2 separate regions of the Homo sapiens genome follow, and region 2 is linked to region 1. Evidence: chromatin loops called from intact Hi-C (ENCODE). Cell type or tissue: ovary. All regions are shown on one strand. Links, peaks and the distances in the headings refer to the core of each region. The heading gives the core; the rest is flanking DNA.

The links. Hi-C counts contacts between places; a loop is a spot of excess contacts. Peaks named below come from ENCODE experiments on the same cell type or tissue, not always from the same donor. Only the 100,000 strongest peaks of a DNase experiment are listed, where the experiment ranks them.
Region 2: it touches region 1 in a loop (3-fold over the local background); 56 of 110 quality-filtered maps call a loop at or near these places.

What each region holds. Positions count from the first base shown.
Region 1 is chr4:137,851,834-137,857,228 of GRCh38, reverse strand. No RefSeq gene overlaps it. Among named protein-coding and RNA genes, the nearest start is that of SLC7A11-AS1, 230 kb to the left of the region's middle. In ovary, for the core only: no CTCF peak of the experiment used is centred there; no DNase peak of the experiment used is centred there.
Region 2 is chr4:137,132,019-137,137,413 of GRCh38, reverse strand. The region is part of intron 1 of LINC02511 (long intergenic non-protein coding RNA 2511); the gene reads left to right. Among named protein-coding and RNA genes, the nearest start is that of LINC02510, 59 kb to the left of the region's middle. In ovary, for the core only: no CTCF peak of the experiment used is centred there; no DNase peak of the experiment used is centred there.

The sequences.
Region 1 (5,395 bases), core at 270-5,269:
GGAAACAGTTTAAAATGAGGAATGAGTCAGAGTCGCTGTTACAGGTAAGTAACTACAAAAAGGTGCTTTGAGATTCTCTCGCTGAGAACCTGTCTACAGGAGGGAACACTAGCAATTCTGAGGGAAATTGTTTCTATTTCAGTTAAAACCAGATGCTCACTCAGGGCTTGTAGGAAGGTTTTGCAAATAATGTAGATTATATTTCTCCAGTATAATATAATGTAGATTATATTTCCTTAGAACCAAAGGCCTTTTAGTATGAGCCTATCACCACATTTTATATGTTTATAGTTGATGAGCTTAGTTCATCAAAGCACCGTGTTAATGAAATCATCTCATCGTTCTAAGATGAACTCTATCAGGAGTTTGGAAACTGCACATAGGCTTATAAAGGGGGGAAATTAAAGGGGGAGAGGGTAAAACATAAACTTATTCCTTCCACTCTCTCTGTATACTTATCCTAGAAGTTTCATGTTGTCTTAATGAACAGTTACATCAGGGTACGCCCGAGACCTCGTCCCTGTATTTAAAAACTCAAGTAATGTAATCTAAAAATCTGAACATTGATAATTATTGTAATTTAATGTCTATAGAATTTATTTTTTTAGCTCTTTTTCTAGCAGCTGTTCATAGATCAGACTCATGTCAAATGATGAAGATTTACAAAATGTCTACTACAATAAGATACTTTTTAAGCTAATGCATGTAAAAAATCCTAATATGTAATGATCACTAAGATACTAACTATTGAACCTAAATCTGAATCATGGGATGATCAATTCTAGAAATTTTAATCTAGAAATATTGCTAGGATATGATGAGATTTATTAAATAATAAATAGACATATGGCCTCTAAAATTAGGAAGGTAATTCTTAAAAGGGAGAATGCATCACATTCATGGGTATTATCATTGTAATATTTCAGCTGAACAATTTTTGGATTACTAAGAAATGTAACATTATAAGAGCATAAATTAAATTATCTAAATGTATAGAAAATAATGTAAAATGACCTAATTATAATCATGGTTCCTTGAGAAATTCTTGGCATATCATCTGTACAAAGCATTTTTTGAAAGTTAGTTTCTAATGTGACTATCTTGTCACATATATTTATACTAACTTTTCATTTAGTGTAAATTTGACATTATTGTGGTAATTGATTTTCAGCATATTATTTAGGTAAATAAACTAAATTTCAGAAAGAATAAAATTATGCATTTTGGAGAGAAAAATTCATACACAAAATGTTGATTCTAAATTTTATGTGAGCATTTCTGTTGAAAAGACTGTGGTTTATACAGGGCACTCTTGTCTCCTTTCTTTGGGGATAGGGAAGCTGAAATCAAGGTTGAATACAAAGTCAAGAACAAAGGTCATAGAAGGCAATTTAATATTGTCACTAGCCAGAATATGAAGCCAATTGTTCAAGCACCAAAGGGATGAAATGAGTCAAATTATTAAATGGTAGTAGAGGTAGCACAGTGATGGATAAGTAACCAGCATCCACGTTGACCCTGTTAAATTTTGTGTATTTGTGCTAAAAAGAATTGAATTGCCCACTGCATTTAAAGAGTAATAGATGAAGCACACATAAATGGTAATGCTTTTAATTATAAACTCATTTTATATTATAAAATAATATAACCAGATTATAAATATCGAGAAAATATACAAGAGAAATGACATTCATAATCTTATGCCTTTGGTTACATCTCTGTAAACATTTGGTCATCTTTTGAACAAACTTAGACTCTTCTGTCCCTGCTGTTCCAAATGATTACTATGTATGTTCATGCTCATTTCACATTGAAGTTGTAACAAGTTACCACAAATTGAGTGGCTTATAGGAAAGCAAAGTTTTATTTCATATATATGGAGGTCAAAGTCTAAAAAAGAGTGGCAGGGCTGCATTCCTTCTGGAGGCCTTAGGAGGCAATCCATTTCCTTGCATTTTCTAGATTCTAGAGAATGCCAGCATTCCTCAGCTTATGTCCCCTTCCTTCATCTTTAAAGCAGTAGTGTAGCATGCTCTAATCTTTCTTTCTGTTCCTTTGCTTCTGTCGTCACTTCATCTTCTGTCTGATTCTAATCCTGTCCCACTCTTAAAAGGACCCTTGTGATTATCCAGGCCAACCTGGATAATTCCGGATAATCTCTCCATCACAAAATCCTCAAATTAATTACATCTGCAAAATTTCCTTGACCATGTAAAGTAACATATTCCCAGGTTTTGAGGATTGAGACATGGACATTGCTGTGGGAGAGGGAGTCATCATTCAGTCTATCACACCATGGTTTCTTCTGGAACCAACGAGCAGAAAAGCTAATGACAAATAATATATCAGTAACCCTAAATTTACAAATTATCAGAATTTGAAAATAATTTCTTTTATTTGCTGCAGATTGACTTCTCTAAGGAACTACCTCAGAACTATGTATGTGTGAAGTATACTGGGGAAGGCTCTAAGAAACACCTGTGAGAGTAAAGGAAGCAGCATTAGTCAGAAGTTTAACTGGGATGCAACAGAGACCTCATCCAATCTCAGAGACAGCTCTGAAGCTGAAATGCATGTGGGCTTTGCCTTTGTGTTCTTCATTGGTGCCGCTGTTGGGGAGTGTGAAGCAAAATCTTGAGAAAAGCAACTTCTTTTTGCACAATTATGAGGTGTCAGCAGCCAACAATGCTGGCAGCTAGGGACTGGGTATCTTGGACTTGAAAGTGTATCTGGTTAGCTTGCCACAGCAAACACTATGCTGATCCTCTAGCAAAGGTGTGTCAGGAATTGGTGGGTTCTTGGTCTCGCTGACTTCAAGAATGAAGCCGTGGACCCTCGCGGTGAGTGTTACAGTTCTTAAAGACGGTGTGTCCAGAGTTTGTTCCTTCAGATGTACAGATGTGTCCAGAGTTTCTTCCTTCTGGTGGGTTCGTGGTCTCGCTGACTTCAGGAGTGAAGCTGTGGACCCTCATGGTGAGTGTTACAGCTCTTAAAGTCAGCACGGACCCAAAGAGTGAGCAGCAGCAAGATTTATTGCGAAGAGCGAGAGAACAAAGCTTCCACAGTGTAGAAAGGGACCCCAGCAGGTTGCCACTGCTGGCTTGGGTGGCCTGCTTTTATTCCCATATCTGGCCCTACCCACATTCTGCTGATTGGTCCATTTTACAGACAGCTAATGGGTCCGTTTTATAGACAGCTTATTGGTCTGTTTTGACAGAGTGCTGACTGGTGCGTTTACAATCCTTTAGCTAGACACAAAAGTTATCCAAGTCCTCACCAGATTAGTTAGACACAGAGCGCTGATTGGTGTGTTTACAAACCTTTAGCTAGACAGAGAGTGTTGATTGGTGCGTTTACAAACCTTTAGCTAGACAGAAAAGTTCTCCAAGTCCCCACCCGACCTAGAAGCCCAGCTGGCTTCACCTCTTAATGGGACTCACGAGGGGCTTTGCAGCACCTAGCCAAGGCACTCTGGCAGCCCAGAGGGAGCTCCTCCCCTGATCAAGTCCAGCAGGCGTGGCCTGCCGGCCAGAGGGCGGGGCCTGAGGAACCCGCGCCCATCCGGAACCCGCGCCGGCCTGCAAGCGCCGCGCGCCTCTCCCTCCACACCTCCCCGCGAGCAGAGGGAGCCGGCTCCGACCTCGACCAGCCCCAGAGAGGAGCCCCCACAGTGCAGCGGCAGGCTGAAGGGCTCCTCAAGCGCGGCCAGAGCGGACGCCGAGGCCGAGGAGGCACCGAGAGCGAGGGCTGCTGGCACGTTGTCACCTCTCAAAGGTATAATCTACAATTAATGAAAGCATATAAATAGCTAACCATCCCACCACCTTTCTTCATCTAGGGTATGAATTTTCTCTTTCACCTTCCTCACAAGGTATTGAGTCCCATAAGGAGGATTCAATTCTCTTTACCAGTCTGTTCGACAAGCAGTTGCCTGGTCTTTCTCTTGATCTTTCAAGCTCCATTTTTTAGGAGCTAGTTCTTTTTTTTTTTTTAATTGTTTTCGTACATGAATCTTGTAAATGGCATGGTTCTATATCTGACATGACTATTCTACTGAATTACTACAAGCTCTCATATTTGCTGTACTTTTAAGTTCCTACTATGCAACTCCACACAACTCTATACAGCTCATTCATTTACTTGTTTTATTTGTTCATTTCTTCATTGCTTTACTCAACAAATATGATACCAAATAAGGGTCAGGCTTAGTAAATAAAAAAGGTATCCCCACTCTCCTTATAGGGATTGTAATGTTCAAAGGAAGATTCATAACAATAATGAAAACAAGAAGTTAATTGGGCTTCCTTCAGGGTGTGAAAGGCGAAGAAGAGAAGTTTTTCTATCCTGAATACAATATAGTACGATCTAGAAAATCTACAAAATCACAACTTTTCTTGAATTGATCAGCGACCTGTGGTTGTAGGGCAACCAACAAAGCCAATATCTAAGGAAAGGCAGACACCTCCAAGGAGAGACATGATGCTAGCTCTTGTTTGCTTACAGTAGACAAAGAACACCAGGCAGGCAGGTAAGAACTCAGTTAAAATTTTTAATAAATTGCTAAATGTTGAGCATAGGAGAATGTGAGCATATAGAAGTATTAGAAGCCACACATACAAAGGGAATTTGGAGAGATTCACAGGTTCTTCCCCACAGGCCTCACTGTGAGCTCATGATGAAAAGTGAAACAAAAACCCTCAGAAAAACTCCTCTCTGAAGCTTGCCTGGGAAAGACGTACAGCAGCATCTAGGCCCCTATCTTCCCTATGAAACCAAAGCTTTAACCTAGTAGGGTTAGGGAAACCAATCATATCACTTTTAGGACAAGGGTAAAGACCCATTCCAGCTGGGGAAAAAGAAAAGAAAAAATATTCTATTCTTAGAGAAGTGCCGGAAATACATTTATGGCCTAGACAATTAGAGGTATGGACAAGGGCACTGAAAAGGCACCAAATCCAGAACCCAGGGACACAGCACTTACCTAAGTTAGAGGCTGAGCCCCAACAATAGAGAATCACTCCCCTCCCCTCTGCTAGCAGGTTAGTAAGTTTTGAGCTATAAATAATAGCAATTCACTGCTGGAAGAAGGTGTAGAAAATTAAGAGAGACATACTCTGAAGAAGGACAAATGAAGGGAAAGACTTGAAGCTATAGATGGAACAGACACTGAAAGGAGACTCTGCCAAATAAATCCCAGGCTCAAGCACAAGATAGTACTAGAGAAATGTGAAAGCTTTAGTGCACTGTGGGTAAACATAGAGTGGTATGCAGAATCCCAAGATGGCCCCAATATCCTGAAGTAAAACAGATTTTCACATCGGCCTTGAAGGAGGAAACTGCCATTTAAGTTTTCACGTTAGTGCAGGAAATAACAGGTGTTTTTATGCTCTGAGAA
Region 2 (5,395 bases), core at 119-5,118, 720 kb after region 1:
TCTCCTTTTCAAAGGGGAAAAATTTTAACTGGAAGTCAGATTCTGTGTTTTAACTTATATTTGTCATTGTTCATTCTAACTTCACAATTGAAATTGTGTGAAATGTAAATTATCATAGGACCTGTTATTCCTAAGGATAAAGGAAAAGACACAGGTACACCAAAATTTTTATCCAGGGGCAGATAAAAATTATTCACATTGAAAAAATGTTAATAAGTGGAATGAGGGTGCTGGGGACACACAAGTAAAATTGTGTTTTGTTTACTTTGCAAGTTGTATATATTCTTGGCTTAATTTTGTTTTACTGGAATTTTTTTAACCTTTTCCTTTTAGTTTTAGGGTTAATGAAATATATTTTCAGTTAGAAAAGCTGGGTAAAGATTTTATGAAGTTTATTGGTTCCTAAAATTTACTCTTACATTATTATTTTAGGTGATTTGGAAGTTCTCTATTCCTTCTATGACTCTCCAGTTTTCCAAGTTTATGTTTTTCATTTTGTATCTTGCAGAACTATAGAGGTTGCATATACTGTCATCATTCTGGACTCATTTGACATTCAAAATAACTCTGTATAGTTGCAAGACAAACATCATTGTGTCTATTTTAGAAAAAAGCAGACCAACGTTTACAGAAGTAAAATAATTGCTGAAATTTATACTGTTAATAAATGTCAGGGCCAAGATTACAAGTCAGTAATTACAGTTTCATAATTTCAGAATCTGTATTTCAGTATTCGTATAAGTCTTCTATTTTTACAGGTGATAACAATCCATAACAGATAACAATTTCTGAGCATTTCTCTTTTTTTTGAGATGGAGTCTCACTCTGTCACCCAGGCTGGAGTGCAATGGCAAGATCTCGGCTCACTTCAACTTCCACCTCCCTATTTCAAGCGATTCTCCTGCCTTGGCTTCCTGAGTAGCTGGGATTACAGGTGCCTGCCACCACACCTAGCTAATTTTTGTATTTTTAGTAGAGACGGATTTCACCATGTTGGCCAGGCTGGTCTTGAACTCCTGACCTCAGGTTATTCCACCTGCCTTGGCCTCCCAAAGTGCTGGGATTACAGGCATGAGCCACCGCGCCCGGCCTGAGCATTTCTTATGTAACAGACCTTCTAGTAAGTGCTATTTATTATCTCTCTTGCTTTTAGTAACAGTTCTATGAGGTAGGGATAACTGTACCAATTTGTACATGAGAAAACTGAGACTTTGATAGGTGTAGGGATTTAACCAAGATCATGCACTAGATAATGATTAGCACTGAGAAAACTTAAACCAAGGCAATCTAACTTTAGACCTGAATAATTAACTACTGCACTCCCATATTTTTTTACATGAATACACTTAGTAAGTGTATGTATATTAGTTTGTCCTCATGCTGCTAATAAAGACATACCTGAGACCGGGTAACTTATAAAGAAAAGAGGTTTAGTTGATTCACAGTTTCACATGGCTGGGGAGGCCTCAGGAAACTTACAATCATGACGGAAGGCAACTCTTCACCAGGCGGCAGGAAAGAGAATGAGTGTGGAGGGAAGGGGGTTGCGTCTTATAAAACCATCAGATCTCCCGAGAACTCACTCACTATCATGAGAACAGCATGGGGGAAACTGCCCCCATGATTCAGTTATTTCCACCGACCCTGCCCTTGACAAGTGGGGATTATTAGAGTTCAAGGTGAGATTTGGATGGGAACACGGAGCCAAACCATATCAATATGGTTTTGCATGTATTGCTGAATTTTATATTATAGAAATCTAAAGTGTGTATAATTCTAAGCAAACTGCTGCTACTAAACTACTGCTTTTTTTAGAGAGGTGAAAAGTACACTTGACCTGAATTTAAAGCATTAAGTTGCAATGTCTGCCTTGGTTTTAGACAATTATGACATAAAGCATGTTGCAAAATTCCTCAGTATTTGTTTTCCTCTATAGCTGTTATACAGAAACTATAATTAATCTCACTACACAACTTTAAAATATTATGCATAAATTCACATAGTAAGCATGGATTAATTACTGAGGAAAAGAAGTGTGTCTCTGTGTGTGTGTGTATATATATACACAGTTCTATACATTTATATATATATTGGATGCCATTAGTTCCCGTAGTAGTAATGAGGCAGCCATTTATTTCTCATTATCAAGGTTGATGATTAGCTGGCATGCACAGTAGCTGGCATCTATATGGTGTCCCTGCTGTACCATTTAAAAAATATTTTCTATGTATACTTGCCTCTAATAATCTCCAATCACAGAGTTCCATGTATGTCAAAAACAGTAACATATTAGCACATGGCACTTAAAAAAGAGCTAAATGTTAAATTGGAATAATATCTTATGTATTGACATTCATTTCAATATGCTAAATGTTATAGAGCCAAAACTTCCATAGACTAAGCATCGGCACTCTTAATCTATTATTTTTACACCAAATTCTGACTGTGATATTCCAGCCAATGAATGATCATTTTGCGTCATCAAATGGTACTGCTGCCTGCTACCTTCTTTGTACAGCAGCATTTGTGAAATTATTTGAATATTCTATTGCATTTTATGTTATTACTTATCAAATGAGTGGAAATGGGAAACTGATATAAAACTTACATCTCATAAATTTAATTCCTTTGAGGCAAAGTTACAAATTATTATCATGCTTCAGGCGATAAATCTTAAAATTCCTTGTCTTAAACTAGTTGGTATTTCATAGTTAAAGAAAATAATAAAGGAAGTGCATGCATAAAATAATAGAAACCTTTGATGAATACATTGTTTAAAAGTCAAGATATATTTAGGAAATTTATTATTTTGTATTTTATAAATTTTAAGATACCACTCATTGTAAGATGAACTATCAATTAAAAAGTATCTAACAAAGAATATACAGTCCTGTATTCAAAGTAGAAAAATCTATTCAAAATGTACACTGATTTTAGAAATGCTGAAATGCGGTTTTAGAATCGGATAAGTATATCATTATTTTTAATATTGAAAAATGTTTTTTCTAGCTTTCTTATATTTGACTCTGATATGCATTTAGAAATATATTATTTATAAAAGTTATGATAAAATTTAGATCTATTTTCTTAATACATAAAAGCTCATTTAATAGTGTGTAATGCTTGTTAATAACAGAAAACATTGGTATAATGGATATACTCTAATTTGTTTCTTTGTTTGTTTACGGCTCATAATAACAAAGATGTGATGTTTTTGTAATATATTTTGACTGTCAGACCACATTTCTGTGTTTAGCTTCAGTGAAGCAGAAACTAACAAGTAAGAATAATCTTCTATATGCTGTCTTAGAGACTTTTGTAGAGTGCCTCTCCAAGTGAAACCTGTATTCTTTATAATATTTAACATCATTTTTAAATTAAATTAATATATGTGTGCTCCTAAAACAAGAATCAATAGTGGCAAATGTGCTGTGGGCTCTTCTCTTTTATACTAATAATTATTCCTTTGCATCTTTACTTTTGTCTTTTTTCTCTTTCTTATCAAGATTGCTTCACTACCTATTAGTGGCTAGAAATTCTAGCAGCATATTTTGCAAAAAAAAACTCAGTTATGAAAAAGAGGTGTAAAATATTTTGGATCAGACTATTTAGTCAAAATCATGATTGTTTACATTTGCTAAGGAGTTGACTTGAAGATGACTCTTATTTTTTTCCTCTGTGAATCCTTCCTAAATATTAACACTAATGATTGTTTTTAAAGATGCAAAGATGAAAAAGCAGTCATTTGTGGTATTAAGTTTCTGATTGGTTAATAGATGACTTTTCCACACCTAATTTAATTACTACTTTAAGTAGATGATTATACAGAGAAAAGTTACTTTTATTTCAGTACGAAGAATAGAAATGCAAATGTGAGGAGCGATAAGATTCGGCAAGAAACATAAATTTTTGCCACCTAGAGTGTTTTCTTAGGTATAACTTCCCAACATACAGTTGGGTCTGGAATTGAAATGTGGCTTATAATAGATATATCATTTTCAGGGTCATCAACATTCATGGAAGAAAGTGCCTCAGTAGTATTTGTGAAATGATCAAGTTGCATATACAGAAGAAGAATAAAGGAATATGGCTAGATCCATGGGAAACTTCTATTATTTTCCTATTTTCTACACCTAATTCAATTGCTTCAGTTTTGGCCCAACCATCTCCTGAATTAACTGTATACTTTCTACTCTGTCTTTCTGCATCTTGTCATTCTCTTCTCTAGTTCATTTTCCACATGACCTCTGTATTGACATATTAAAAGTAGATCACTTTTCATATCACAAACCTAAATAAATCTTTGTTTCCTTTTTATTCACAGAAGAAAGCACACTCATCCTAGTACTTGGTATCTTTCATTGTTTGGCTGAAAGTTGTATTGGCTGTGATTCCAGATATAACCATAGAATCTGAATTAAAATTGATTTTTCTCTTATTCTCTCATAATTGTTTATTACCATTTTCTTATAGCTCTTTTAAAATCTTAATTGTATGGCCATGCAGATGTCTGATTGTTGGGGAATAAATCATGAAGGGAAGAAATTCATTCTAAGTAATCAACTAATACAGGCTTTTCATATAATAGATACTCAATTATTTACTTTTTGGTTTGATTTGATAAAAATTATATAACTTTGGATGTTTGGTACTTGGTGGTTCTCATACAACAAAATTTCAATTTTAAAAAAGTAGTCTGATTTTCTAGAAATATCTTATTTGCCTTCTCTATCTGTCCCACAGTTGTAGATTTCCACTATTCTTCATTATTCTATCATAATTCAAAGGTATGTCTTTAGCTTTTTATTTTATGTACTTTATTAGGTCTCTGTATAAATCTGGAACATAGAAACAGAATATTTATATCTTGTGCTTGCAATTATGTATTACTATAAGCAATTAAATGTTTATTTTCATGTTTCATAATTATTGCTCTTGACTTGCTTAGGAAGCACTGTATATGAATAGGCCAAACCTAAAAAAGCAAAACCTTCTCCAACCCTGAGTACATCAGTAGCTTTCTGCCTTCATAAAATAAATTTGTGAATTTTAGTTTCTAAAACTATATCCATGGTAAACACATAATTAGGTTGAATGTAAGCAAAATACAGTTACTTATAGTTTACTTTCATTTTTATTTTGGATTTTGGTTTCTTAAGAATAATGGAATTTGACTGATCATTATTTTTTCCCTAGAATATATTTGACACCACATATTTGCTCAAATAAATCACACTCCCATCTTAATTTATTTATTTGTAACAAAAACATGCCAGGGAATAGGCGGACAAAATATGCATTATTATTATATTTTTATACTAACAAGCTCTAGAGAGCCATATAAGCTATGGCTTTTCTTATTTCTGCTGTCAGTTATCCTATACCTGACAGTATC